Regions from separate parts of the Homo sapiens genome. Here region 2 is linked to region 1. The links are chromatin loops, found by intact Hi-C in ENCODE. Cell type or tissue: heart right ventricle. All regions are shown on one strand. Each heading gives the region's core, and the rest is flanking DNA. Links, peaks and the distances in the headings are about the cores only. Region 1 has its middle 180 kb from the start of GOLGA6L6. Region 2 has its middle 120 kb from the start of GOLGA6L6.

What was found. Hi-C counts contacts between places; a loop is a spot of excess contacts. Peaks named below come from ENCODE experiments on the same cell type or tissue, not always from the same donor. Only the 100,000 strongest peaks of a DNase experiment are listed, where the experiment ranks them.
Region 2: it touches region 1 in a loop (2.7-fold over the local background); 12 of 110 quality-filtered maps call a loop at or near these places.

The regions. Positions count from the first base shown.
Region 1 is chr15:20,357,003-20,372,675 of GRCh38, forward strand. No RefSeq gene overlaps it. Among named protein-coding and RNA genes, the nearest start is that of GOLGA6L6, 180 kb to the right of the region's middle. In heart right ventricle, for the core only: no CTCF peak of the experiment used is centred there; no DNase peak of the experiment used is centred there; H3K27me3 peaks cover 273 bases.
Region 2 is chr15:20,411,916-20,427,588 of GRCh38, forward strand. It overlaps the pseudogene HERC2P3. Among named protein-coding and RNA genes, the nearest start is that of GOLGA6L6, 120 kb to the right of the region's middle. In heart right ventricle, for the core only: no CTCF peak of the experiment used is centred there; DNase peaks (open chromatin) are centred at 6,757 and 9,043.

The DNA of each region.
Region 1 (15,673 bases), core at 4,982-12,981:
GAGTGTCAGCGGGAGGGTGTCCCCTGACCTCGGTCAATGGAAGCTGCTCTTCCTGGGGGTCCCACGGGAGGCCCGTGATGGGGGTGGGGGAGGAGGGGTAAACGCCAGGCCCTGATTGGCCGCCTGTCCTTGGGTCTTGGCTGGTCCTAAGAGGGAACGGGGAGCACAGCTGGGGTCACAGCCTCAGCCGGGACTCCTGCCCTCCAGCCCCTCAGCATCCTCCCTGCGTGTGCTCTCCTGGGGGCTGCTCAGGGCAGGTGGCGAGTAGGGGAGCTGTGGGACCAGAGAGAGGGGGTGGACGTGCCCAGGGCCTGCCCTCTTGGCCTGCCGTGGAGACCCACCCAGGCATACCTGGGGGCTGACCCTCCCCTGCAGAGAGCAGGGTGAACCCCAGCCCTGCCCTCGCCTAAGAGCCAGGTTCGAGGGGAGTGTAATTTATAATGAACCCCACTCCTCCCCCCAACACCCACCACAGGGAGGAGCCAGCCTCTCTCCTGGCACCAAAGTCACGCTCCTGACCCTGCAGGCCACAGGATGAGGAGGACCCAGAGAGGCAGCGGGGTTGGGGCATTTCATAAGCCGGCGAGAGCTGCCCGTGTGCATCCTCAGGCCTCACAGTGGAGTGAGGGGCGGGGGCCGCCTGCGTCCTCCACAGGAGCTCCTGTCATTCCACCTCTGGGGGTGCACTTGCCGACTTGCCCCAGACCTGGACTCAGGCTGCGCTGCTGTCTGCCCAGGGCCTGGCGATTGCTGCGCCCATGGTGGGTCCCACAGGCAGGCCCTGCCCTCCCATCGCTGGCTTCTGAGCAGGGGCTTTGGGGCTGCTGGACCTTGGAGGCAGATCGGGGGCTTCTGGTGTCCCTATGTCTTGGGGGCCTGGTGTCCTGAGGGCCAGCGCCCCCCGGCCTGCACTGGGACCCTCCATGGAAGCAACTCCTCTTTCATCTCAGGCACTGGGTGTCCCAGGGCCAGGGAAGGGGCTGCGCAGCACCTCAGGAGCCCAGAAGAGCTGCCAGCCAAGGAGGAGGAGCTGGGGGGAGCAGAGGCCTGGACCAGCTGGGATGTTCCCATCCGCGTGTCCCTCCCGCCCAGGCCACATGGGCAGGGGAGGAAGAGGGGAGGAGGAGGGGAGGGGCCCTTGTCCTCCCAGAGCCTCTCCCTTCCTCTCCCTTCCTCTCCTCCCTCTCCCTCTGCTCATCTCATCATGAGACAGCTGGCGAGGCCCTTCGGCTGCCCTGGAGTGCCCCTGCCCTGGCCAAGCTCTTGCTGCCCCCTTCTCCTGGAGGTGCCAGATGGGGCGGGCCCAAAGCAGCAGAGGTCTGGGCCCTGGCTCCAGCTCTGTCCCCTCCCGAGGGCCCTGGAGGAGCTAGGAGGAGGGCCTAGCAGGGCCGGGCAGATCGTGGGCCGGGAGAAGGGGTTGCCTGGGGAGACGGACCGACTAGCAGGACAGATGGTGGGCCAGGCAGGGGTCCGGAGCCCGCCCCATCTGCTCCAGTCCCTGGTGGGACTTTTCTTGTCCACCTCGGGCTGAACTGGGATGGGCTGCGTGGGTGGCTGTGGCCCAGGCCGGATTCTGTCACACTGGGTCCTCTGTCCCTGGGGCACGGCCAGCCGGGTGCTCATCTGGGGTCTTGAAGCCCCCTCCTGGCAGCTGGCACGTGGCTGGAGGTCATCATGTTTCGGGGGCTCCTGAGGGTCTGCGGGCCATGCCTGAGCAGAGCCTGGGGCGCGTCCCGGGAACGAAGCCGCCGCTGCAGATGAGGGGCTTTGTAGGTGGGTGGGCGACTGAAGCCCCCTGGAGGGGCTTCCTGGGGTCCAACGCCGAGAGGGTCCGGGACAAGAAGATGCTCAGTCACGTGTTTGTGCTGCAGGTGCACCCCCAGCCCAGGCGACATCAACGGCCAGCCCCATACGCGTGAGGATTGCGGCACCAGGGGCGCTCAGGATTGGGCCGGGCTGCTTCTCAGAAGAGGGGACATTGAGCCCAAGCAGGCTGCACTCCTGCTTGGACGGAAGGTGCATGGGTGGGGAGGGTAATCACACCAATAGAGACATGGATGGACTTGTGCAGAACATAAATACTCTCTTTGCTTATGTCTATGTTACTCAAAGGAACCATGGAAATAACAAATTCCCAATTACAATGCAGTAAACTTTAAGAGGAGCAGAGTGAGCTTCGCTCTTTTATGGTTGGTGTATTTCCAAAAAACACTTTCTTCTTCTTTCCCAATTCTTTTTCTAGTTTCTCCTAAATTGGTGTTTCTTTAGATGGAAGCCGTGTCTCAGACCATAAAACACTAAACCTATTTGAAGCACTTACGTTAATTATTCTATTCATAAAATCTAGGTTGATCCATCTCATAGCAAAATCCGTTAGTATAATTTTACCTTCTTCTTTTTAAAAAGCCAACAAACTATAAGTGGTGCTTCTATGTAGAAATATATAAGTAGAACTGAGTTTTTACTTATAGAACTTATATCAAATGATGATAAGCAAAGTATTTTTATTCTATAACCTGGATTTAAAAATATATAATCTCTGCAATATATATTAAAGAAACTATAATTAATTTTAAGAAGTCAAATGGGGAAAAAAACAAAACAAAATGTTCCATCCTTAGACAGATGACCTATAATTTATTTTATTTGATTCAAGCTATATCTTTAAATAGTAGTATCAGGATCACAAGTCATTTTGAAATGTCATAAAAATGTTCCAAGTTTGTGTTTTAAAGGACCTTAGAGGGACTATTTGTGGTTTTGTACTTTCTTTGTTCAGTGATCCACTTGCAGGTTATTCTGAACCTCCTTGGGAAAAGATGAAAGTAGGATGGCATTTTGGAAATGATTCTTCATTCTGAAACCTCCTTGAGTGATAGACTAGATGAAGTATAGTTATATATTTGGCAGTAGAAAGCAATCTCTCCTGTCAAATTTCCCATTCATTTTTATTTCTGGATTTATTCTTTCTACTTTTGCTCAAATACCAACACATAAAGAGTGTCCACAGATATAGGCTCTAATAATGCACTGTGGGAATTTAACACATTTTAAAAGACTGAAGGATAGTAAGAAGAGAGTTTTTAACAGATTCCTTATGGAGGGAAAAGAATATTGCTAGATGAAACAAAAATGGAAAAAAATCTTTTATTGATAGATATAGCTTATATTTTCTTCCTTTACTCCTAATTGAATTGTGAATGTTTTATTATCAAAATTCACAAAATTTTGATAGAATGTGCCAAATATTTCCTGAGTTACAATTTCTCATTTAGAAACATTTGCTTTAAATTCTCATACATATCCAAAACTGTTCTGTTCATTTTCCTGTTGACTACTTTTTCTACCTTGACTTGAGATACTCCAGAAGAGATATCCTTGTTGTTAACAAGAAAATAAGCTAATATAAAAGGGATAAATTAAAGTTAGATTATAGGCCATATACTAAGAACTAAAAAATTGAGTTTGGTGGAAACATAAAGATTATGTAGTTAAATGCTCACAATTTTCCCTTATATCACTAAATAAACAAAATAAAAATATTACAAAGGGTTAAAAAAACAGAAAAGATGCCTGCAACATTTTTAGTCAGATACATATTCGCATAGATATTTCCATATATTCATAGAAATATTTAGCACCATTTCTTTGAAAATAAGAAAGTATAAAGGAAGAAATTGATTTTGACATTATCCTAGAGAGTTTAAATGGATCCTAACCAAATACAGACACAAGTCAAACAACACTGACCATCCAAGCATTTTACACTGATCAAGATAATGCAAAAAGGTTGAACTTATGACAAATACAGAAATAAGAAATTTGTGTTATTTTTTAAAGAAATAAACTGTCTGTGATTAACCTTTTTCCCATTTATGAAACTTAAATGACATATCATTTGTTTGTAAACTGCAGGCAGGGTGTTTAATTATATAAAAATGAAACACATTCTGTCTTTATGGAGTTTATGGAAAAAAGGTAATACAGATTAATTTAGGGTAAAGTTTTAAAAATTAATCATTAATATTGGAGAAACAAGGATCAAAAACATCTAAGTAAGCTGTAGCTCAAATAAGAAGGCATAGACCCATTTCTTCCTGCTCCCTCTCACTAGGCACAACCTTAAGCACTGCAAATGGTACAAAAAGCAAATAAAGGAGAACTCTGCAGGTGGTAAAAATAGAAGAGCTGGTGTGGGGACCCAGGATTTGAGCAACAACACAACATCAAGATGCCTTGTGTCCTCCCACCTGAGAGGAAGGCCATCCATATCCAGTACTTCTTTCCCCCATGACATAGTAGCAGAAGGCAGCCCAGATAGGCCCATTGTTTCTCCAGATCAAACAGTAGCCCCCAGCATAGCACCAGCTGAACTTAAGACATGAGAGTGCATCTCCTCACCCACCTGTCCTGAGACTTCTTTTTTCTACCAAGAGATACTTAGGCTACAAGACAAAGAGCCTGCAGGAGAGACTGAACAATACCAGGCAACTTAGTAGGTCATGGAAGCCTCTTTGTCCTCATAGGACTGAGATTCTCCATTCTTGATCAGATGTATTAGACCATTTCATGCTGCTATAATAGAATACCACTGACTGTAATGTATAATGAACAGAAATTTATTTGCAGCAGGAGCCAATCCTTCTCATCAAATTTCACATTCATTTTTATTTCTAGATTTATTCTTTCAACTTTTGCTTAAATGTCCACATTTAAAGAGTGTCCACAGATACAATATAGGCTCTAGTGATGCATTGTGGAAATTTAATACGTAGTGAAACACTCAAGGATAGTACAAAGAAAGCTCTCTTATTTTTACTACCTTCAGGGTTCTCCTCTATATTTGTCTTTTCACTACTTCTAATGCTTAAGGTTGTGTCTCGTGAGAGACAGCAAGAAGAAATGGGTCTATGCCTTCTTGTCCGAACCACGTTTCATTTAGATGTTTTTGATCCTTGTGTCTTTTATACTAATGATGATAAAAGAATCAATCAACTAGACATAAAAATTCTAAATATGTACCGACCACGAGAGCGTATTCGCAAAATAACATGAAACAAAAACTGATAAAGAGTTGAAAGCAGAGATTCACTACTGTAATTGCAGACTCCAACACTGATAATAATGATAGAATTATTAGAAAATCAGCAATGACCTGCAATATCTAGAATATATGCACATTCAGCTAAGAAGATCTAACTGCCACATAAAAACACTCCGCTCAATTACAGCAGAACACACAATTTTTTTCAGACCTTCATGGAATACTCATCAAGATAGATCATAGACATAAGTAGACATTAATCAAGCCTCAACAAACTTAAAAAAATAGTTTAAATTGTGTTATGTATTTTTTGTGATACCAAACTAGAAATAAATAACAAAACAAGAGGAATCTGAGAACATGTGGGAAATAACGTATTTTTAAATGATCCATGGGTCAAAAAGGAAGTCTCAAATAATTTAAAAACAAATACATAGATGTGAATGATTTAAAAGATACAAAATATTATGTCAGATAGAACTAAAGAAGCGATTAGAGAAAAACTGATAGCAGTGCAGGCTTACATTAAAAATGAGAGGTCTCAAGTTGATAATCTACATTTCTATTAACAAAAGTAGAAACAGAAGAGCAAAATAAGCTCAAAACAAAAAGAAAAAATAATAAAAAATCAAAGCAGAAATCAATAAAATTGAGAACAGAAAAGCAATAAAGAAAATTAATATAACCAAATATCTTTCAAATATGTTTATCAATAAAATTAATAAAACTCCAAAAATACTAAACAAAAGTAACAAAAAGACAGCTATTGCTCATGTCAAAATTAAAGTAAGAAATAACGCTCTTGATTCTGTAGCTTTTAAAAAGATAAAGAGAATAATACGAACAACTTCATGCTTATAGTTTCATCAACTTAAACGGACTAATTTTTTGAAAACACAAACTATCAAAAATTACCAAGATAAAATTAACAATCTAAAATAGCTCTATTTCAATCAAATCAATTATTAATTAAAAGGTCCTGAAAAATAAAATTCCTGGCTGAAATAGTTTCACCGGAGAATAGTAATAAACATTTAAGAAGTAATTATTACTAAATTTATACAAGCTTTACCAGAAAATAGAAATGAATTGAAAATTTCCTAACTATTCTTATGAAGTATTACACCAATACCCAAGCCAGTGTACAAAAAAGAAAATAATTGATTAGTATTCCTCGCAAATATAGATATAAAAATCATTAACAAAATATTATGAAATAAAACTCAATAATATATAAAAATAACTACACACATGACCAAGTGTGTTTATTCCAGCAATACAAGGATGGTTCAACATTACAAAATCAGTCATTGCAATGAACAATATCAACAGGCTAAAGAAGAAAAATCAGATGATCATATCAATTGATGCATAAAATTAATTCAGCAAAAAATAAATATATATAATAAAAAACTCTTAGAAAATTAGGAATAGAGGAAGACCTTCTCCAAATTTTAAAGAACAGGTAAAAACCCTACAGCTAAGATTATACTTGATGATGAAAAACATCCTAAAATCCTTCCTAAAATCAGGAATAAGGTGCTATAGTTTGGATATATGTCCCTGCCAAATCTCATGTTGAAATGTAATCCCCAGTGTTGGAGGTGGGGCCTGGTGAGAGGTATCGGGGTCATGGGAGCAGATCCCTGATGTCTTGGTGCTGTCCTCAGGTTAGTAGGTGAGTTCTCATGAGATCTGGTTGTTTTAAAGTTTGTGGCACCTCCTTCCACTCTCTCTTTGGCCACATGACCATGGCCATGTGATTCTGCTTTGGCCATGTGACATACCTCCTCCCGCTTCTCAGGGAGTAAAATCTCCCTGAGAGACCCCCAAAGCTGAGCAGTTGCCAGTGCCGTGTTTCCTGTACAGCCTGAAGAACCGTGAGCCAATTAAACCTCTTTTCTTTATAAATTACTCATTCTCGAGTATTTCTTTGTAGCAACATAAGAACAGCTTAGCACACAAGGTAAAGATGACTACTCTTACTTCTCTTCTCAACATAGTTCTGGAAGTCCTCAACTAGCACAATAATGAAAAGAAAGGAAACAAAAGGTATACAGACAAGAAAGGAAAAAGTAAAATTTTTTTCTATTTGCTGATAACATGATTGTCTGTGTTGAAAATCCTAAAGGATCTATCAAAAAACAGAGCTAATATAAATGATGCCAACAAGGTCACAAGATACAAGATAAGCATAACACAATCAATTTTTCATTCTAGATACCAGAATGTGCCCATGAACACTGAAATTAAAAACACAATGCCATTCACAACACTCAAAAATGAATTATTTAACTATAAATCTAACAAAACTGTGCAAGACTTTTATGCTGAAAAATATACAACAATGATGAAATAAATTAAAAATCCTAAATAAGTGGAAAGACATTGTGTTCATGGATTGGAAGAAACAGTATAGTAATGATGCTAATTTTTTCTAAATCAATGCACAGGTTCAATGTAATTCTTATCCAAAATAGCCCACTTTTGTATAAATATAGAATTATCACTGTAAAATTTACATGCAATGCCCAGGGAACTAAACTAGCTAAAACAATTTCAAAAAGGAAAAATAAAAAGGAATGAATTATTGTATCTGATTTCAAGACTTATTATCTACATACATTAATTAATATTATGTGGTACTGACACATAAGCCAATGGAACAAGGTAGAGGGCCTGGAAACAGACCCATAAAATATACCTAACACACTTTTGAGCAAGATGCAAGAACTAAACTGAAAAATGTTCTTTTCAGGAAATGGTCCTGCGGCAATTGTATATGCATAGACCAAAAGGAAAAAAAAAACAAAAGAAAAATAATCTCAGCCTACATTTCATATAACATACAAAAATTAAGTCAAAATAAATTATATCCTTAAATGTAAATATATAGCTAAAAAACATGTTTAAACTAAAAGAAAACAAATCTTCAGGATCTACAGGAAAGCTACAATTTCTCAGACTTGACATCAAAAGCACAATACATAAAATAAAAAAATTATAAACTATAAACTTTCTCTTAGTGAAAACCGGTGTGCAAAGGATAAACAGACCAAGGTACGTATTTGGAGAAAACATTTAAAATTATATATCTGAGGAAGGACTAGTATTTAGAACATAAAAAAGACCTCTCTAACCTCAACAAAACAAAACTATACAGATTGCAAAAGGTCTTGTAAAAATGAACTCGAAAAACCAATTAGAATATGGGCAAAAGACATAAAGAGACATTTCAGTGAATAGGATATGCAGATGGAAAACAAGCATCATATCAACATCATTCATCACCAGAAAATTGCAAATTAAAACCACAGTGATATATTATTACCTAATACTACAAATCTATTACAATGGCAAAAATTAACAAAAAAGTGACAGCAGCAAATATTGCCATTTCTGTAGAAAAACTAAATCACTCATATATTTCCTGTGAAAATGTAAAATGATACAGCCGCTATAGAAAACAGCTTGGAGCTTGGTAATAAAAAAGGTATACAACTATTATTCAACCTAGCAAATTGTACTCTTGTGAATTTCTCCAAGAGTGGGGAGAAAGCTCTGTTCACAAAAGCCTATTCAACAAATATTTATAGCAGATGTATTCATAATAGCCAAAACCTTTGCTCAATCAAGATGTACTTCAGTAGGTGAATGGTCAAACAAATGGCAGTACATATGCACCATGGAATACTACTTAACAATTAAAAGGAATAGATCATTTATGTACATATCAACTTAGGCAAGTCTCCAGAGAATCACACAAAGTAAAAAAATACTAACCCCAAAGTTTATATTCTGTATTGTTCTATTCATGATGAAATTTTAGAAATAGAGGATAAGTTTAGTGGCAACATTTAAAATGAGTGGGAGAAATGGTGGGAGGTGTGTATGGTTATCAAAGAATAGAAAGGATCCTGACGTTGTTAGTGTTTAGCATTTTTACTCCTATTTGTGGATAAACACACCTACTCATCTTAAAATTGTATCAGATTTAATACACACATATATGTGTGTAAGTAAAACTGGGTAAGTCTGAATTAGATCAATGGATTTTATTGATATTAATATCCTGGTTATGCTATTATGCTATGGTTACGCAAAATGTCACCATTAGGGGAAACTGGATGAAGTATACAAGGGATCTCTCTGTATCGTTCCTTCTATCACGTGTGAATCTACAATAATCTCAATTAACAAATATGCTGCTCATAAGTGAGAGAGGTTCATATGCCAAATATTTCCAGAAAAAAAAGTACTAAATTCATGATACTATAAGGTTTAAACAACGAAATAATTTATAATTACATAGGAAAGAGGATTTTTTAAATTTAAAACTCATCAGGATCTGGCATTTTCACAAGGAAAAAGGAGTAAAATTAGCTGTACTAAGTATGAAGTCAGATGTGAACTATGATTATGACACAAACATCATGTTTTATTTTCAAGGTCAATCCTGGGTGAGTATTTGTCTGTGGCCTAGTATCAGAGACCCACGCATCAGGTACAGGTAGATGGATTAAGTAGAGGATTGAACAGAATAAACTAAAATAAAAAGATATGAAATAAATACATGCCTCAGGCAGTGAGAAATCTCAAATATTCTGGAGTAACACAATGTTTCTTATGGTGATGATATAAAAATATATCACTAAGATTATAATATACTGAGACGCTGCATCACCATTATCCCAGAGCTACAGTATGAGTGGCTGATGAAGAGTAATGAAATTTTAATTAGCATTTTGGTAGCAGAAGATCAGTTCAATAGTCATTTTCATTTAATTGATAGCCTTTTGGAAGCTGGGATGCTTGTTTCATGCATGGACCGTCGCTTACCACCTGCAGGGTTTATTTGTATGGCTAGCTATTAAATCTCACCTAAAACCATCATGAAGCTAAATGCATATCACTTCTGTTTTAAAGTGCATTTCAAGGAAAAAATTCAAACATTTAAAGGGTCATGCTCTGTAATGGAAAAGAAGAAAACAATAGCTTTTTCTATTCAATATGAACCTTCATGGAGAAAATTTAGAAACTATTCTAATTTTATGCTGGTTTAATGTTTAAATAAGCACATAAGTACATTTCTTAGAGTCCAATACTAGTACTTGAGGTAGAAATGATATTTTTAAAAAAATATTCTACGGATATGCTTTCAGGCATACAGTGGATATTGTTAACTGCCAATCCAGTATCATTCTTGTTTTTCTCCTTCCAAACAGAATCCCTTTCTCTTTTCAAACAGAAAGGTCTTTGAATATTCACCATTTTCACAAGTCTGTGCATCTTATTCAGCAGCTACTGAGTCTAATCTCGGCTCCAGAGAATAGTTGGAGAAAATTAGAATGATTATATCTTCCCTTTCTGTATTTGAATCAAGAATGGCATGTCATCTAACCCAGAACAATAAAACAATATAAATAGTTGATTACAGCTTCTGTGGAAATCCTCTCTGGTATTTTCAAGGGGGAGGGTCTCAGTTTCTACACAGAATCTGCAAAAGGGCCATCCTACCTTCTAAATCTCTTCAGCAGTTTCTTAATCTAGTGAAGACATTTCATGTAGGTACATGTACTCAGTCCTGTAAAATGCCATTTATATATCAAACAATACTTGGATTGATAATCAACCATTCAATTTAAATATATGAAGATCACTGAGGACCTTGATAACATTAATTTCCTTGAGGTATTGGAAACAAAAGCTTTATGTAAAGCATTCAAAAAGATTCAGAGTGTTGGTGGCAGGGAGTGGGGGTAGAGAGATCATTAGAAAAAATAGGTAATGCATGCTGGGCTTAATACATAGGCCATGGGTTGATAGGTCCAGCAAACCACTATGGCACATGTTTACCTATGTAACAAATCTGCACATCCTGCACACGTACCCCAGAACTTAAAATAAAAATAAAACAGAAATAATTGGAGACAACCAATATCCATCAACAGATGAATGGATACACTAAATGTGTTAAATAGACATAAAGTAATATGATTCAATCCCAAAAAAGTTCTGATATATGCTACAATATGGCTCAACCTTGGATAAATTATACTAACTAAAAGAAATGAGACACATAAGAATAAATGATGTAACATTCCATTTACTTGAAATATTTACAATAAGAAAATTCAGAGAGAAGTTCCCAGGGGCTGGGGGAGAGGGAAACAGAAGTTATTACTTAATGGGTGCAGAGTTTCTGTTGGAAGTGATAAAAAAGTTTTAGAATAGATAGTGATGATGGTTGCACAGCAATATGAATATAAAATGCCACTGAGCTGAATATTTTAAAATGATTAAAATGACAAATTTTATGTTTTATATATATATATTTCACCATGATAAAACCATTTAGACTATTAATGTAGATAATTCTCTGAAATAATTTTCTTTAAAATGAATAAAAATATTTAGTGCTAGTTGAATAAGTTCAACAAAAGACTTGAAACTATAAAAGTAAAAAGATATTTAATTCCTATAAAGACACTTAAAGACAGCGATAAATCATGAATAATGGCATTTTGAAAATGTGACAGAAGAGAAAATTCAAAGAAAAACTGAAAGAAAAGTGGAAAAAAAAGTCCCAAGAATAGGTTTTCCCTTGAAAAAAAATATCAGAAAGAGCTATTATTTTTTAGACCGGACAAAGTTGGCTCTTTGGAAGTAATGAAGAGGTGGGTCTGACTGTATTACATACATATCAATGTGAAGAACAAGAGGTGTGTGTGGCATGTTAAATCATCCTGTGGACTCTATTGATAAGTGTTTTTATGTGGAGTGAATATATTATGAGGCTTGAAGTTACTAGACTAAAAATGCTATGAAAGGTTATTCTAATTAAAACCCTTCTAGAAGTGTGAAAGAAGTCACTGGTGAAGCACTTGCTCAAATGATCAATTTAATTCAGATTAATGAAATCTACAAAGCCACAAATAAAACAGAAGATATAAAATATTAGAAGATACCACACTTACATGCTAGATAACCAAAAACAAACTTCTTAGACATAAAATGCCAATAAATATATTCATTTACTCTTAACAAATTAAAACATTTTTTAAAAATATTTTTAAAAATTAATCAATTTTAATTTATTTTATTTTTAATAAGAGAAACATTTATGCTTTTTTGGGTAGAATCAACAATTGTTTAACAGATTCTTTTTTTCCTGCCATCTCATGTTGCTCTGACTCAAATTAGGGCTGAAGATATTTGAATATTTGATTGCACCACAATATAAAAAGGGCTAATATAGATATAAACCCAGAAGAGAAAAACAAATCAGAAAATGAGGCTCTCTGGGGTGGGTTATATTTGTTTCACGTCTCAAAGTATGAATACACAACAACTTAAATTTAGCAAACATTAAAGAAGAATCTATGTAGTTAGTCTTAATCCCTAGGAGTAACAAAAATTACAAATACATCATTTATGAGTGGTAAGTGCCATTTGATACTTGTGGAATAATTAACATTACAGTACAAAAAACAGATCAAATCTACATAATATTATTCCTCACACCTTCTCCTTTTAAATTATAAAATCACACTTGCTTATGTGACAAGATTTTGAGAGACTTAAATGAGATAATGTATGTAAGTGAAACTGTTATTCACTCTTAATGGCCGCACTGGATCTTGCATTGGTTATTCATTAAAGAACCACTCAGTAAGCACCTACGTACAAGGCCCTGTTTTAAGAACTGATGACACAGTGCATAAAAGCACTTTATGCATAAAAGTACTTCTCTGCATAGTACCTTTTTATGCCCAAAAGCACTTCTCTGCATAGTTTATATCTTTCCTTCTGTCTTCGTTTAGTCCCAATGTTTCATCATGAGATTGCAATAAAAATTCTCAATTTCCCCCTTTATTATTTGTGAAAATTATGGACATATTTGTAGCCATGATCACCTATCACTTTTCTACTAACAACAGAGCTAGACTATGAAATGGCTTCAACTGTATATGTATTAGCAATTATATGTAACTATAAATTACATATAAAATAATTGTATATGTACATTTTATGCTATGCATTAATCACTTTTTCCTTTCTCAAAAATTTTATACATAGCTTATGACTGTAATTTATAATAAAATATATACACAGTACCCTAAACTCACATTATCTTTGCAGCAGGGGAAATCAAAGAGAACAAAATCAAGATTCTTCTCTTTCCCAGAATTTTATATATATATACACACATATATATTCCTGTATAAAACAAACAATATCTGATAAACCATGATAGATAAAATCCCAGGTTATTTTTTGATTGACTCTTTCTAAATGTTGAATTGAGTTCTCATAAGAAGGCATTAATATAAATTTTTATTATTACTACAACTTATACATTACCACTACAACATTGAACAAATATTACTAGCATCAATATCACTTAATATTTTTAATGTTTATTTGACCAGTTAACTTTGTTTACATGAATTGAAGTACTCATCATTCAACATTTAGCAGATTTTTTAATGAAAAATAAAGACAATAAATAACATATTCAATACAACTTTCATTTATCACCATTATCGAAGACCTACTGTGGACTTCACACTGGGTTTAACATATTTTATTTATTCCTTGATAAATTAATTACATTTTAGCTAATATTGTTAATGAAAATGTTGAACAGTTTCGCAGTGCTTTAAAATAATCTACGTAGCATATTACATTTACAATGACATGAAAACTTCTAGAAACTTTTAACCAATAGTTCTATTTGTCATCTCAACTTTTTGAGTAGGACAGTAAAATTCAAAGGGATACAATGATTTGCGTAATTCCACACAGCTAGTGTATGGTGATGAAGATTTGAATCTAGCTGCTCTCAATTGTAACACTGCTCTCCTCTCATTATACCTTACTGACATTTACTAAGAGCACTGAATCTTTCTGTACAAAGCCTTCCACTATTCTTATGCCTCCCCTATTTACCTAATTAATGTTTATAAAATATAGACAGTTTTAAGTGTATTTTTAGTTATTTTTATTTTTTTAAGTATAAGAAACTAGCCAAGTTAAAAAAAAAGCATTACGATTGAAGTGTTTACAACCTTTGGTAATCTGAATATTTTCCACATCCATTCCAAAGATTATGTAGGTGAAAGGTATTTTAATGTTAATTTTCAACTGGTAATATGGGGTAGTCATGTAGCTATCATCACTGAAAGAGGCATATTTTTTTTTAAATAGAGACTTTCTAAAAGAATTCTATTTTCATCAATATAAATTGAAGTGATTGCCATTTTCAACTATAAATCATTTACACTGTGTTTTAGGAAGCAGTACTTGTTCCTGTCATGATTCCAGTCCTTGACATTGCCGCTGATCATTAAACCCTGTATCTCCTTGTATTCATATAATTCAGACAGCTACCTTGGCAATGCAGGATGTCACATTTTCACAGTATTCATGAACATGGAATGGGAGCCTCCAATTTCTGTAATCAAGATATTTGAGAGTTGATGTGCCCAAGGTCCTCTCTTTAATCAGCTGTGGTACTTCCCGCCCTGAACTCAAATTATCCCTGCAACAGGAGTAATCAAGGCAGAATAAAATCCAGGTTATTCTCTTTGGCCCAGTTTATCTCTCTACAGCCACGGGGAAGGCTGATGCATCAATCAAGTCTCCAAATAAAAAGGTAATTATTTCTTGATTTCTCTGGAGCAGATGCAATGAGAGCAAGGTTGCTTCTACTGGGAGTCCCTACTGTGTTGCCAAACAGCAGCAGTTATCTTAGAAGACAGAAGCAATTACTTGCAAGATGTTCTTGTCTTTTTAGGTAAGGCTGAGTGCTAGTCATTAAAATTCATCTGGCATTTGAGTAACCACTACAGGCCAGGCATAATGCTAGATATTTTTATATATATGTACATATTTTATATACATATATAAGTTAAATTTCTTTTAAATTTCAGACATTTATGAATGCACTCACATATGCACAAAAATATTAACACTGTAAGGTTTGAATCATCTTCAAGTAAGAGTGAGGAAAAGCTCAGTGAGTGAGTGAAATGACCAAGGTCACTGAGCTAGTCAGCAGCTCAGTAGTACTTCAAACTTGTGTTTCTATCATCTTTCCACTACGTTTTTATTATGAGCATGTGGTAGTTTGCAAAGCCTTTTTCTAATGCATAACACACGCACTGATATATACACTACAACAGCTTGCCGTTGTCATCTTAAACGCTTAGGACAGCAGTTCTAATCTTCTCTTTGTCCTAAAGGGTCCTTGGTGACAGGGGGATCACCCTGGATGTTAGCCTAAATTATTCTTTCAAACTTTATTTAACTCCCAATCTCCCATGTCCAAATGGTATAAAATATGTGAAATTTACCAATTAGCTAAATTTAGCATTCCATTTCTTCTTGATATCACTTGAGGGAAAATATACATTATATACTTAGTCTAATCATTGAATTAATATAATTGGATTACTGACTACCCAGATGGAAAGAAGGATGCCATCACTGCTGATGTATAGTACAGGCAGCCCCTGACACAAGTAACAGTGTAATTCTTGAACTAGGGGAGGGTGCTACTGACATCTAGTGAGTAGAGGCCAGGGATGCTTGTAAACATCTGCAATGCATTAGACAGCACAACAG
Region 2 (15,673 bases), core at 4,069-12,068, 54 kb after region 1:
CCAAGTCTTTGCTATTGTGAATAGTACCACAATAAACATACGTGTGCATGTGTCTTTATAGCAGCATGATTTATAGTCCTTTGGGTATATACTCAGTAATGGGATGGCTGGGTCAAATGGTATTTCTAGTTCTAGATCCCTGAGGAATTGCCACACTGACTTCCACAATGGTTGAACTAGTTTACAGTCCCACCAGCAGTGTAAAAGTGTTCCTATTTCTCCACATCCTCTCCAGCACCTGTTGTTTCCTGACTTTTTAATGATGGCCATTCTAACTGGTGTGAGATGGTATCGCATTGTGGTTTTCATTTGCATTTCTCTGATGGCCAGTGATGACGAGCATTTTTTCATGTGTTTTTTGGCTGCACAAATGTCTTCTTTTGAGAAGTGTCTGTTCATGTCCTTCGCCCACTTTTTGATGGGGTTGTTTGTTTTTTTCTTGTAAATTTGTTTGAGTTCATTGTAGATTCTGGATATTAGCCCTTTGTCAGATGAGTAGGTTGCGAAAATTTTCTCCCATTTTGTAGGTTGCCTGTTCATTCTGATGGTAGTTTCTTTTGCTGTGCAGAAGCTCTTTAGTTTAATTAGATCCCGTTCGTCAATTTTGGCTTTTGTTGCCACTGCTTTTGGTGTTTTAGACATGAAGTCCTTGCCCATGCCTATGTCCTGAATGGTAATGCCTACGTTGTCTTCTAGGGTTTTTATGGTTTTAGGTCTAACGTTTAAATCTTTAATCCATCTTGAATTGATTTTTGTATAAGGTGTAAGGAAGGGATCCAGTTTCAGCTTTCTACATATGGCTAGCCAGTTTTCCCAGCGCCATTTATTAAATAGGGAATCGTTTCCCCATTTCTTGTTTTTGTCAGGTTTGTCAAAGATCAGATAGTTGTAGATATGCGGCATTATTTCTGAGAGCTCTGTTCTGTTCCATTGACCTATATCTCTGTTTTGGTACCAGTACCATGCTGTTTTGGTTACTGTAGCGTTGTAGTATAGTTTGAAGTCAGGTAGCGTGATGCCTCCAGATTTGTTCTTTTGGCTTAAGATTGACTTGGCGATGCAGGCTCTTTTTTGGTTCCATATGAACTTTAAAGTCGTTTTTTCCAATTCTGTGAAGAAAGTCATTGGTAGCTTGATGGGGATGGCATTGAATCTATAAATTACCTTGGGCAGTATGGCCATTTTCATGATATTGATTCTTCCAACCCAAGAGCATGGAATGTTCTTCCATTTGTTTGTATCCTCTTTTATTTCATTGAGCAGTGGTTTGTAGTTCTCCTTGAAGAAGTCCTTCATGTCCTTTGTAAGTTGGATTCCTAAGTATTTTATTCTCTTTGAAGCAATTGTGAATGGGAGTTCACTCCTGATTTGGCTCTCTGTTATTGGTGTATAACAATGCTTGTGATTTTTGTACATTGATTTTGTATCCTGAGACTTTGCTGAAGTTGCTTATCAGCTTAAGGAGATTTTGGGCTGAGACAATGGGGTTTTCTAGATATACAATCATGTCATCTGCAAACAGGGAAAATTTGACTTCCTCTTTTCCTAGTTGAATACCATTTATTTCCTTCTCCTGCCTAATTGCCCTGGCCAGAACTTCCAACACTATGTTGAATAGGAGTGGTGAGAGAGGGCATCCCTGTCTTGTGCCAGTTTTCACAGGGAATGCTTCCAGTTTTTGCCCATTCAGTATGATATTGGCTGTGGGTTTGTCATAGATAGCTCTTACTATTTTGAGATACGTCCCATCAATACCTAATTTATTGAGAGTTTTTAACATGAAGGGTTGTTGAATTTTGTCAAAGGCCTTTTCTGCATCTATTTAGATGATCATGTGGTTTTTGTCTTTGGTTCTGTTTATATGCTGGATTACATTTATTGATTTGTGTATGTTGAACCAGCCTTGCATCCCAGGGATGAAGCCCACTTGATCATGGTGGATAAGCTTTTTGATGTGCTGCTGGATTCGGTTTGCCAGTATTTTATTGAGGATTGTTGCATCGATGTTCATCAAGGATATTGGTCTAAAATTCTCTTTTTTGGTTGTGTCTCTGCCCGGCTTTGGTATCAGGATGATGCTGGCCTCATAAAATGAGTTAGGGAGGATTCCCTCTTTTTCTATAGATTGGAATAGTTTCAGAAGGAATAGTACCAGTTCTTCCTTGTACCTCTGGTAGAATTTGGCTGTGAATCCATCTGGTCCTGGACTCTTTTTGGTTGGTAAGCTATTGATTATTGCCACAATTTCAGCTCCTGTTATTGGTCTATTCAGAGATTCAACTTCTTCCTGGTTTAGTCTTGGAAGGGTGTATGTGTCGAGGAATTTATCCATTTCTTCTAGATTTTCTAGTTTATTTGCGTAGAGGTATTTGTAGTATTCTCCGATGGTAGTTTGTATTTCTGTGGGATCGGTGGTGATATCCCCTTTATCATTTTTTATTGCATCTATTTGATTCTTCTTATTAGTCCTGCTAGCGGTCTATCAATTTGGTTGATCTTTTCAAAAAAAACCAGCTCCTGGATTCATTAATTTTTGGAAGGGTTTTTTGTGTCTCTATTTCCTTCAGTTCTGCTCTGATTTTAGTTATTTCTTGCCTTCTGCTAGGTTTTAAATGTGTTTGCTCTTGCTTTTCTAGTTCTTTTAATTGTGCTGTTAGGGTGTCAATTTTGGATATTTCCTGCTTTCTCTTGTGAGCATTTAGTGCTATAAATTTCCCTCTACACACTGCTTTGAATGTGTCCCAGAGATTCTGGTATGTTGTGTCTTTGTTCTCGTTGGTTTCAAAGAACATCTTTATTTCCACCTTCATTTCGTTATGTACCCAGTAGTCGTTCAGGAGCAGGTTGTTCTGTTTCCATGTAGTTGAGTGGTTTTGAGTGAGTTTCTTAATCCTGAGTTCTAGTTTGATTGCACTGTGGTCTGAGAGACAGTTTGTTGTAATTTCTGTTCTTTTACATTTGCTGAGGAGAGCTTTACTTCCAACTATGTGGTCAATCTTGGAATAGGTGTGGTGTGGTGCTGAAAAAAATGTATATTCTGTTGATTTGGGGTGGAGAGTTCTGTAGATGTCTATTAGGTCCACTTGGTGCAGAGCTGAGTTCAGTTCCTGGGTATCCTTGTTAACTTTCTATCTCGTTGATCTGTCTAATGTTGACAGTGGGGTGTTAAAGTCTCCCATTATTATTGTGTGGGAGTCTAAGTCTCTTTGTAGGTCACTCAGGACTTGCTTTATGAATCTGGATGCTCCTGTATTGGGTGCATACATATTTAGGATACTTAGCTCTTCTTTTTGAATTGATCCCTTTACCATTATGTAATGGCCTTCTTTGTCTCTTTTGATCTTTGTTGGTTTAAAGTCTGTTTTATCAGAGACTAGGATTGCAACTCCTGCCTTTTTTTGTTTTCTATTTGCTTGGTAGATCTTCCCGCATCCCTTTATTTTGAGCCTATGTGTGTCTCTGCATGTGAGATGGGTTTCCTGAATACAGCACACTGATGGGTCTTGACTCTTTATCCAATTTGCCAGTCTGTGTCTTTTAATTGGAGCATTTAGTCCATTTACATTTAAAGTTAATATTGTTATGTGTGAATTTGATCATGTCATTATGATGTTAGCTGGTTATTTTGCTCGTTAGTTGATGCAGTTTCTTCCTAGCCTCGATGGTCTTTACAATTTGGCATGATTTTACAGTGGCTGGTACCAGTTTTTCCTTTCCACGTTTAGTGCTTCCTTCAAGAGCTCTTTTAGGGCAGGCCTGGTAGTGACAAAATCTCTCAGCATTTGCTTGTCTGTAAAGGATTTTATTTCTCCTTCACTTATGAAGCTTAGTTTGGCTGGATATGAAATTCTGGGTTGAAAATTCTTGTCTTTAAGAATGTTGAATATTGGCCCCCACTCTCTTCTGGCTTGTAGAGTTTCTGCCTAGAGATCCGCTGTTAGTCTGATGGGCTTCACTTTGTGGGTAACCCAACCTTTCTCTCTGGCTGCCCTTAACATTTTTTTCTTCATTTCAACTTTGGTGAATCTGATAATTATGTGTCTTGGAGTTGCTCTTCTCGAGGAGTATCTTTGTGGCATTCTCTGTATTTCCTGAATCTGAATGTTGGCCTGCCTTGCTAGATTGGGGAAGTTCTCCTGGATAATATCCTGCAGAGTGTTTTCCAACTTGGTTCCATTCTCCCCATCACTTTCAGGTACACCAATCAGACGTAGATTTGGTCTTTTCACGTAGTCCCATATTTCTTGGAGGCTTTGCTCATTTCTTTTTATTCTTTTTTCTCTAAACTTCCCTTCTCGCTTCATTTCATTCATTTCATCTTCCATTGCTGATACCCTTTCTTCCAGTTGATTGCGTCGGCTCCTGAGGCTTCTGCATTCTTCACGAAGTTCTCGAGCCTTGGCTTTCAGCTCCATCAGCTCCTTTAAGCACTTCTCCGTATTGGTTATTTTAGTTATACATTCATCTAATTCTTTTTCAAAGTTTTTAACTTCTTTGCCTTTGGCTTGAATTTCCTCCTGTAGCTCGGAGTAGTTTGATCATCTGAAGCCTTCTTCTCTCAACTCATCAAAGTCATTCTCCATCCAGCTTTGTTCCACTGCTGGTGAGGAACTGCGTTCCTTTGGAGGAGGAGAGGCGCTCTGTTTTTTAGAGTTTCCAGTTTTTCTGCTCTGTTTTTTCCCCATCTTTGTGGTTTTATCTACTTTTGGTCTTTGATGATGGTGATGTACAGATGGGTTTTTGGTGTGGATGTCCTTTCTGTTTGTTAGTTTTCCTTCTAACAGACAGGACCCTCAGCTGCAGGTCTGTTGGAGTTTGCTAGAGGTCCACTCCAGACACTGTTTGCCTGGGTATCAGCAGTGGTGGCTGCAGAACAGCGGTTTTACTTGAACCGCGAATGCTGCTGCCTGATCGTTCCTCTAGAAGTTTTGTCTCAGAGGAGTACCTGGCCGTGTGAGGTGTCAGTCTGCCCCTACTGGGGGGTGCCTCCCAGTTAGGCTGCTCGGGGGTCAGGGACCCACTTGAGGAGGCAGTCTGCCTGTTCTCAGATCTCCAGCTGCGTGCTGGGAGAACCACTACTCTCACACTTCCATAATCTTTTCAAAAATTACTGAAGGTGAAAGTTAAATCTGCCATTTTGTCTACTTTTTATATAATAACTATTCCAGAATATGACTGAAGAAATAAACTTTGTATCAAAAGATCTAAATTCAGATAGTAGCGTCCCAATCTATGAATGGGAGGATACTTAGAAGTTATCTAAACTCTCTATCAGTTTTCTTATCCATAAAATAAGAATAATGTGGTTTAATAAACCTTTTGCAAAAATTAACATACATGTTGATATATAAAAAGACTTTTTTTTTTTTTTTTGAGACAAGGTCTTGCTTTGTCTCCTAGGCTGGAGTGCAGTGGTGTAATCTGGCTCACTGCAGCCTCAAACTTCTGGACCCAACAATCCTGCCACCTCAGCCTAGTTGTCTTCTTCAGTAGCAGAGAAAGTTTAGTGGGCATTGCCTCTTCACTCATCTCTGACTAAAATGGAAACAACCAATTAAGAATAAAGTAATCCTTTTATGGAACATTTTCATTTTACTATGCAAACATCTGAATTTGAACACATGAAAATCAGTGATAGCCAAAACAGCTATAAAGGATGAAATTTAATGGGGGGAAGAAGCAACATGGTCCTTTTATTTGCAGCTCATTAAACTCACTGGTTGTGTAGTAGAATTCCACGTCTATTATTAGGTTAGTTTGGATTGTGTGTTGGGCACACAATGAAGCAGTCAGATGTATAGACTAGGGCAATAAACACAGGCGAAAGTTGAGAATATGACTTATTTTTCTCTGGGATTTCAAAATCTAATTGAGCAGAAAGACATGAAAAAGGCAGCTGATGTATATTTTCATATAAGAAGTAGTCAACTTAAACACAGGGTGTAATGAGAGAAGGCACTATCTAACACAAACTGGGAGTGAGGGGGGCAGTTGACTGAGTAAGTGGGGAGCATTCAGCAGAAAGTGGCTGCTTGCATAGTATGAGGAGACTTTATACCAAAACAAAGATGAAGGTCATCTAAAGAAAAGAATACAGTGGTAGAAGTGGAAAAGCTTATTGATACATACAATCCTAGATAAGAGTCCAATATGGCCCAAGAGGAGGTAAAATAATTAGTCTCCTCTACTCAGCTCTGCAGTGCTGTAGACTCTTCCAACTTCAGGTTTATTACTGTCGAAAAGAGAAGCAGAGGCTACCTAAGTGGGCCAGAACACCTACCACATAATGAGTTAGGCTGTAAAAATGGTATTATCACTAAAAATTTGACATCTACGAAGTTTTTATGTGTTCTCTATTCATAACATTTTTAGGGCATAAGGATAGACAAATGTCTTTCTAGAGATTACCTGGGATAAACACTAGTGTGGCAGGATTAGCAAATGCTCATATTCCAGGGCATCATGCTTCCACCCCATTTAAATAATCTGATTGTTTCATTACTCTTGAATCAGCTAGCTCTTGCAATTGCTAAGACTGATTGTAAAGGAGTTCAATCAACATGTCTTTTTCAAAAATAAAAGTAAAAATTTCATGTTTGGCCTGGCATGGTGGTTCATGCCTGTAATCCCGGCACTTTGGGAGGCTGAGGTGGGAGGATCACCTGAGGTCAGGAGTTCGTGACCAGCCTGGCCAACATGGAGAAACCCCATCTCCACTAAAAATACAAAAATTAGCTGGGCATGGTGGCACGTGCCTGTAATCCCAGGCTGAGGCAGGAAAATCGCTTGAACCTGGGAGGCGCAGGGTGCAGTGAGCCAAGATAGCACCATCGCACTCCAGCCTGGGGGACAAGAGCAAGACTTGCCTCAAAAAACAAAACAAAAAAAAAACCCGTCACGTGTTGTTGTTACAACATTAGGGCAAGCTTTCTATAGAAGAGTAATAAAAGGCCACTAAACAATTACCAAAATCCTGCTACTCAGAAATGAAACCAAAATACACACATTGTTATTATTTAGTGAACAGCATTCTTCATATTTCTCTGTGGAGACAGACATATGAATAGACATGTAAATAAACAGAGTAATAGATCAATTCATACAATCCCACAAATGAGATTCTGTACCACACTACGTTATTTTTACTTTTATAATATTTAATTTAATGAATATAATAAAGCAGAAGTAAAATTATAGCAAAAATTATTCTGGCACAAAAAAATTTAATTCTAAAATGTAGTTCTAAATTAAAAACAGCAAAAGCAACAAAAACAGAAGATAAAAATAAGAGTATTGTGTCATTTTTTCTACAATTCAACTTGAAATAGTGACTTCATATTCATATTTAATAGAAGAGGATATAATATTTGTACCTCTATTCTCCATATGGATCGATTTATTTTGTTATATTGTTAAGTTTACATTGCCAATGCTTTAAACAGTTATTCTCCTTTAACCATGATTGACAAAGATTTTGTTTCATTCTAATTTAATTTCAATATTTAAATAGAGGGTAATTTTCAGCATCATTCATTTCACTGAATCTTCACATTCTTGAGTCTGTTATTTTAATTTCTGTCTGGCTTGACGTGTTTTCAAGTCAAGAGTGAGAAGTAAAGCTCCTCGGTGTTTTCTTCCATTACACTTGCAAGAACACATGACTGGCTTCAGAATTCTAGGGTCACATTCCTTTCTGTCAGAATTTAGCCGTCACTGCCTCACTGCCTTCCATCCAGCATGGAGCATTTCTGTGGAAAGTCTTCCACCCTAGAGGCCTCCATTTTGATCAGTTTTGGCTATTTATTCCAAAAATATACTGGACTTCAATTCTTCTTACTGATTTGTTTTCCTTTAGCAATTGTATTTCTTAATTTTCAAAAGCTTTTATGTATTTTATTTTTTGAATTTTTTTACTTGTTACAGCTTCCTCTACCTTTGAGATGTATAGGTGTTATAGATTTTCTCTCTCTGAACATAACTGCATATCATTTTTAAAAGTTTTTTCCCAGGCCTGTATTGTATCTTTTATTATAGATTTACTTGTAATTATTATTATTATTATTTTTACCTTGATCCCTGCCTTTCATGTTTGAGGTTACTGTCAAATCTCGGTTGTCTATTCATTTTTAAGATAGAGGAACTGTAAAACTTATTGGAGATGGTATTTGGGTGATGTTACATGTCTGCTTGTGAATTTCTCTATACTTATTACTACCAGTGTATGGATCTGAACAGAAGAAGTTATGAGAGTGATTTACAATTAATGTAAGTACAGTGAGATTTTACCCTTCTGTTTGGTAGACCTTATTCTCTTGTTTTGTGAATTGTGTCCCTACACCTGGCCCTTCTCTTGACATATTTCTCCAGAGAATAAATATCTAGCCTTATGCCTCATTCTAGAAAGAACAGGTACTGGACTCCGTGGGATGTAATTGGGAAATGGAAGCTCTTTGTTTCTTCTGTGAACTTTCACACCAGCCACCACCAACTACAGTAGTACTAGTGCTCATTCCTAAATTCATTTGTTCTGCAAAGTTGAATTGCTTGTTTCTTACTAGTTTCTGCAATTGTTTGAGGCTTTTTCACTCACAAGTTAGAGAATGAGACTTCAGCTAATTCTTTACTGTGTCTCCTTCTTGTTCTGTGTGTTTTTTGAAGGAGAAAGAAGTCAAAAGTTCTCTATCATCATAAAGTCAAAAATTCATATTTTATTTGTTTTGCTCTTTTCTTCGGAAACATCAAATTTATAGTACATATTGCTTTTCTTGTCATTTCTCTCCATTTTGTAATTTGTGTATGCAGAATTCTAAGATGACCTCTAAGAGTTTCACCCCCTGGTGTGTATGTCCCATGTAATTCCAACATCAAGGATGAGCAGACCTGTGACTATGAGGGATAGTTACTCTCATGAGTATATAAAGCTACATAAGACTTCTTCCTAGCCCACTGGAGAGAGATGCTTCTGCTGGTTTTGAGTAAGCAGCCATGTTGTCACAGGGCGTGGCCAACAGCCTGCAACAACACAGAGACCTCAGTCTTACACCTGTAATGAACTGAACTTTGCCAGCAACTGGATGAGAACTACAGGAAGCCAGTGCCTTAATGGCAGAATGATGGGCTCCTTAGCAGAAGACCTACATAACTCAGGGCTGGGCTCTGGACCCACAGAAATAGTAATTTCCGTGTTGTTTTGTGTTGTCTTGTTTTAAGCAACTACGTATGTGGTGATGGGTTATGTAGCAATGGAAAACTACTACCACACTTGATCATATAATTTTATTCTCCTGCTTTAACTTGATGCTATATGTTATGGCAGGACCATCTTTCCAATGGAATGTACTATATGCTCTGAGGCAGCCTACTCATGTGACTTTAATTTCCGTAATGGTTATAATATTTTACTTTTGTTGTAAGCTTCTCAAATTTACTTTTTATTTTTTCAAATTGCATGGCTTTTTAAACCCTATGTCTTTTTTTCCAACTTAAATTGTTGTAATAATATCATTCGTTTTCAATCATAAGGGAGTATTTGTATGAAATCTTCCTTCGTTTCTTGAGTGATTTCCTTTAGAATGTGTGCTCTTCATTAACCTATTGATTATCATCCTCTCCTCATCACCACCATCAATCACGCTTCTCTCTCCACCCCTTTCCCCAACTTTCACTCTCAGGATTTCAGAATATGTCTTCTCACTTCCTTCAGTCATTTGCCTATTTTTTTAAATTACTCTTTTATTTTAGATACAGGAGACACATGTGTAGGATTGTTACATGGGTATATTGGTCCCAAGTAGTGAGCATAGTACTCAGTAGGTAGTTTTTTAACCTGTGCCACTTTCCTCCCTTTTCTGTCTAGTTGTGTGCAGTATCTATTGTTCCCATGTTAATTTTCATGTGTGCTTAATGTTTAGCTCCAACATATACATGGGAATATGTGGAGTTTTGCTTTTTGTTCCTGTATTAATTTGCTTAGGACTATGGCCTCCAGGTCCATCTATGTTGCTGCATGGGACATGATTTCATTATACTTTATGCTGCATGGTATTCCATGATGTATATGTATCACATTTTCTTTATGCAATTCATTGTTGATGGGCACCTAGGTTAATCCATGTCTTTGCTATTGTGAATAGAGCTGTGATGCACATCTATATGCATGTGTCTTTTGGTAGAATGATCTATGTTCCTTTGAGTACATACCAAGAAATAGGATGACTGGGTTCAATGGTAGCCTTGTTTTAAGTTCTTTGAGAAATCTCCAGACTGCCTTTTACAGTGGCTGAACTAATTTACATTCCTACAAACTACAAATGAGGATTCCCTTTACCATCTGTTGTTTTTTGACTCTTTAATAATAGTCATTCTGACTGGTGTAAGATGGTACCTCATTGTGGTTTTGATTTGCATTTCTCTGATGATTAGCGATGATGAGCGTTTTTTTCATGCTTGTTGACCATTTATATGTCTTCTATTGAGGAGTGCCTGTCCATGTCCTTTGTCCATTTTTTAATGGAGTTATTTGCTTTTAATCTGTTGATTTAAGTAGATTATGAATATTAGACCTTTGTTGGATGCTGATATGGTTTTGCTCTGTGACACTCGCAAATCTCATCTCAAAATGTAATCCCCACATGTCCCAGGAGGGACCTGGTGGAAGGTGATTGGATTATGGGGGCAGTTTCCCCCATGATGTTCTCATGACAGTGGGTGAATTCTCACAACAGCTGATGGTTTTAAAGTGTGGCACTTCCTTGTTTTCTTGCTCTCTGTCTCCTACCACCAGGTAAGAAGTGCCTTCTTCCCCTTGACCTTTTGCCATAACTGTAAGTTTCCTGAGTCCTATCCAGCCATGGGGAACTGGGAGTCAATTAAACCTCATCTTTTTTTTTTTTTAAATAAATTACTCAGTCTCAAGTAATGCTTTATAAGCAGTGTAAAAACAGACTAATACAGATACATAGTTAATGAATATTTTCTCCCATTCCATAGGTTGTCTGCTTATTCTGTTGCTGTGCAGAAGCTGTTTAGTTTAATTAGGTATCACTTGTCAATTTTTGTTTTTGTTGCAATTGCTTGGGGACTTAGCCAAAAATTATTTGCCAAGGCCAGTGTTGACATGAGTATTTCCTAGGTTTTACTCTAGTGCTTTTATAGTTTGAGATCTTACATTTAAATATTTAATCCATCTTGAGTAAATATTTGTATTAGTGAAAGATAAGAATTTGGTTTCATTTTTCTGCTTATGGCAAGCCAGTTAACCTGAAACATTTATCAAATGGCAAATCCTTTCCCTATTGCTTGTTTTCATTGACCTTGTCGAAAATCAGATGGTTGTAAGTGAGCAGCTTTATATTTTAGCTTTCTATTCTGTTCCATTAGTCTATGTGTCTGTTTTTGTATCAGCACTATGCTGTTTTTTCACTGTAGCCTTATTGTTTGAAGTTGATAGTGTAAGGCCTCCAGCTTTGTTCTTTTTGCTTAGGTTTGCATTGGCTATTTGGGCTCTTTTTTGGTTCCACATAAATTTTAGAATAGTTTTTCTAATTCTATGATAGGTTGATAGGAATAGCATTGCATCTGTAAATTGCTTTGGGCAGTATGGCCATTTCAGTGATATTGATTTTTCATTTCTATGAAACATTAAAACATCCCATGAGTATGGAATGTTTTCCCACTTATTTATGTCACCTGATTTCTTTCAGCATTGTTTTCTAGTTCTCCTTGTAGAGATTTTTCACCTTCTTGGTTACCTGTACTCTCAGCTGTTTCATTTTCTTTGTGGTTATTGTAAATGTGATTGTGTTCTTAATATGACTCTCAGCCTGGATGTTATTGGCACATATAAATGGTACTGATGTTTTCTACATTGATTTTGTATCATGGAACTTTGCTAAAATCATTTATTAGTTCCAGTAGCCTTTCTCCTGCTTGATTGCTCTGGCTCTGACTTCCACTACTACGTTGAATATGAAATGGTCAGAGTGCTTGCCTTTTTTTCAGTTCTCCAGGGGAATGTTTCCAGCTTTTGCCCATTCAGTATAATGTTGGCTCTGGGTTTGCTATAGACGACTCTTATTATTTTGAGTCATATTATTTTGATGTCTAGTTTGTTGAGGGTTTTTATCATGAAGTGATGTTGAATTTTATTGAAGTTTTTCTGCATTTTTTGAGATGATCAGATAGTTTTTGTGTTTAAATCTGCTTATGTGGCGAATCATATTTATTGATTTGCATATGTTGATCCAACCTTGCATCCCAGGAATAAAGCCTACTTTATCGTGGTGAATTAACTGTTTTATATGCTGCTGGATTCAGTTTATCAATATTTTGTTGAGAATTTTTTGTCTGTGTTCATCATGGACATTGGCCTCAAGTTTTCTTTCTTCATTGTGTTTCTGCCAGAGATTGAGTTTGAAAGGATTCCCTCCTTTTTTTGTAATAGCTTCAGTAGAATTGGTACCAGTTTTTCTTTGTATATCTGGTAGAATTTGACTGTGAATCCATCTGGTCTAGGACTTTTTTGGTTGGTGGTAGTTTTTTTTTATTACATATGATTCAATTTCAGAGTGAGATATTTCACTATTCAATGCTTCAATCTTTTCCTGATTCAATTAGAGACTGTGTGTTTCTAAGAATTTATCAATTTCATCTACAGATTTTCTAATTTGTATGCATAGAGTTGTTCATGGTATTCTATGGGAAACTTTTGTAATTCTGTGGGATCAGTTATATTATCTTTGTTATTTCTGACTATACTTATCTTCTCTTTTTTTCATTGTAAATCTAGCCGTTAAATAGCAGTCTATTCATCTTTTCAAAGAACAAACTCTTGCTTTTTTATTATTTTTTCTACGGATTTTTCTATCTCAATTTCAGTAAGTTCTCTAATTTTAGTTATTTTTTTCTTCTGCTAGCTTTTTCTTTTCTAGTTCCTTTAGGTGCAAAGTTAGATTGCTAAATTGAGATCTTTCTAACTTCTCGATTACTGTATTTAGGGAAATAAACTTTCCTCTTAACACTGCTTTGGCTGCATCTCAAAGATTTTGGTAAGTCATATTCCTGTTTTCAATATTTCAAAGAATTTTTCTTAAATCTACCTTTATTTTGATGTTCACCTAAGAGTTATTCAGGAGTAAGTTGTTTAATTTCCCTATATTTGTGTAGTTTTGAGAGGTCTTCTTGATTTTGATTTCTATTTTTATTTCACTGTGGTCCAAGAGTTTGCTTGGTATAATTTCAATTTTTTGAATTTATTGAGACTTGCTTTATGATTAAGCACGTGGTTGATCTTAGAATATGTTCCATGTGCAGCTGGGAAGAATATATATTCTGTGGATATTACCTGGGGTATTTTGTAGATGTCTATTAGGTCCAATTGTTAAAGTGTTGAGTTTATGTCCAGAGTTTGTTAGTTTTCTTCCTTAATGATCTGTTTAGTGCTGTCAGTGGGGTGGTGAAGTCTCCTGCTGTTATTGTTTGGTTGTCTAAGTGTTTTCATGGGCAATGAAGAACTTGTTTTATGAATCTGGGTGCTCCAATATTGAGTGTATATATATTTAGTACAGTTAAGGTTTCTTGTTTGATTGTACCCTTTATCATTATGTAATGCCCTTCATTGTTCTTAATTTTTATTGGTTTAAAGTCTATTTTATATAAGAATAGCAACTTCTGCTCTTTTTTGCTTTCTGTTCACATGGTAGCTCTTTCTCCATTCTTTTGCTGTGAGCCTGTGGTTGTTCTTAATGTGAAATAGGTCTCTTGAAGATAACAGATGGTTGGGTCATTTATCCAGCCTGCCACTCTGTGTCTCTTAAGTGGAGCATTTAGCCCATTTACATTCAAGGTTAGTATTGGTATCTGTGATTTTAATTCTGTCATCATGTTGCTAGCTGATTGTTATGTAGACTTGATTATGTGGTTGCTTTATGGCGCCTGTGTGCTATGTGGTTAAATGAGCTTTTGTGGTATGACTGTCATTCTTTCTTTTCCATGTTTAGCACTCCCTTAAGGACCTCTTGTATGGCTAGTCTAGTTGAAACATATTCCCTTAGCATTTGCTTCACTTCACTTTTAAGCTTAGTTTGGTGGGATATGAAATTATTGGTTAAAATTTATTTTCTTTAAGGATGCTGAAAATAAGCTACCAATCTCTTCTGACTTGTAAGATACCTGCTGAGAGGTCTGCTGCTAGCCTGATGAAGTTCCTTGTATGTGACTTTACCCTGCCTTTAAGACTTTTTTCTTTAGTGTTGACCTTGATGAATATTGTACTATGTGCCTTGGAGGTAGTCATTTCATGTCATATCTATCTGGGGTTCTGCGTGTTTCTTGGATTTGTATGTAAATCTCCCTAAAGAGATAAGAGGAATTTTCATGAAGTGTATCTTCAAATATATTTTCCAAGTTGCGTATTCTCTCTCCTCTCTCAGGAATGACAATGAGTCATAGATTTTTTCGCTTTACAAAATCCCATATTCTTGGAGGTTTCACTTTTTTTTCCCATTTTTTTCCTTATTTTTGTCTGAGTTGACTTAAAGAACAAGTCTTCAAGTTTTGAGATTATTTCCTCAGCTTGGTCTATTCTGCTGCTAATACTACTGATTATTTGATAAAATTCTGATAATGAGTTTTTCAGCTCTAGAATTTAAGTTTGGTTATTTCTGAAAATGGCTATTTTATCATTCAGCTCTTGGATTGCTTTACTAAATTATTTGAATTCCTTGCACTGAATTTCACTTTCTCCTGAATCTCAATGGGTTTCCTGGCCACAGATTCTGCATTCTGTGTCTGTTATGTCAGTCATTTCAGACTGGTTAGAAACCATTGCTGGGGAGCTAGTGGATCATTTGGAAGTGAGGGTACACTCTGACTTTTTGGATTGCCAGAGTTCTTGTGCTAATTCTTTCTCATCTGGGAGGGTTGGCATTTCTTTAACTGTGGTGTAAGTTGAGAATAGTCAGTTGGCTTAATTTCTGAATGCTTTTAGAGGCCCAGGGCTCTTACAGAATCTTTATGTGTGGGTAAATTTTTGACTTGGTTTCACAGCTGTATATATTAGCAGAATAAAATTTAGGTGTTGTAGTTTGGGTGGCAATCCAGTGAATGAGGTTTAACAGTAATGACTGGTAGCTAGGTTAATACCTGGTCACAGGGCTTTTTTGTACTTCTTGAGTTCACAGATATGCTCTGCAGTGATATGGAGTGATACGGTTCCCTCAACAGATCTGCTTGTAAAACTTGAGAGAGCTCCCTCTGATAGCTGGTGCTGTGCCCACATTTCTTTTGTTAGTTTTTCTGAGCCACATGGTCTTCTTGGGCAGAAGCTGTGGCAGGGAGATATGCCACATGCTTTTTGGACTGGACCTGAGAAGGGAGGCATGTTCCACTCTTACCCCAGCTCAGGAATCCGTGCATCTCACCCCTCTCACGGCTCTGAGATTGGGGCCTCTTTCTCTGTTTGAGTGCCAGCCACAAATCTTGGTTCCATACTCCCAAGCTGCACACTACAGCCCTGGGGACACTGGGATATCCCATGGCTTGGGTTTGGGTTCTTGCTGCACTGGGGGATACAGTGTGCTCCAGGGTCATGAAGAAAATATGTGGGTGCAACTACACACTCAGGCTGACCTTCCAGGGCTGCACTATGCACCTGCTCCTACAGGGCAGCTAGGCA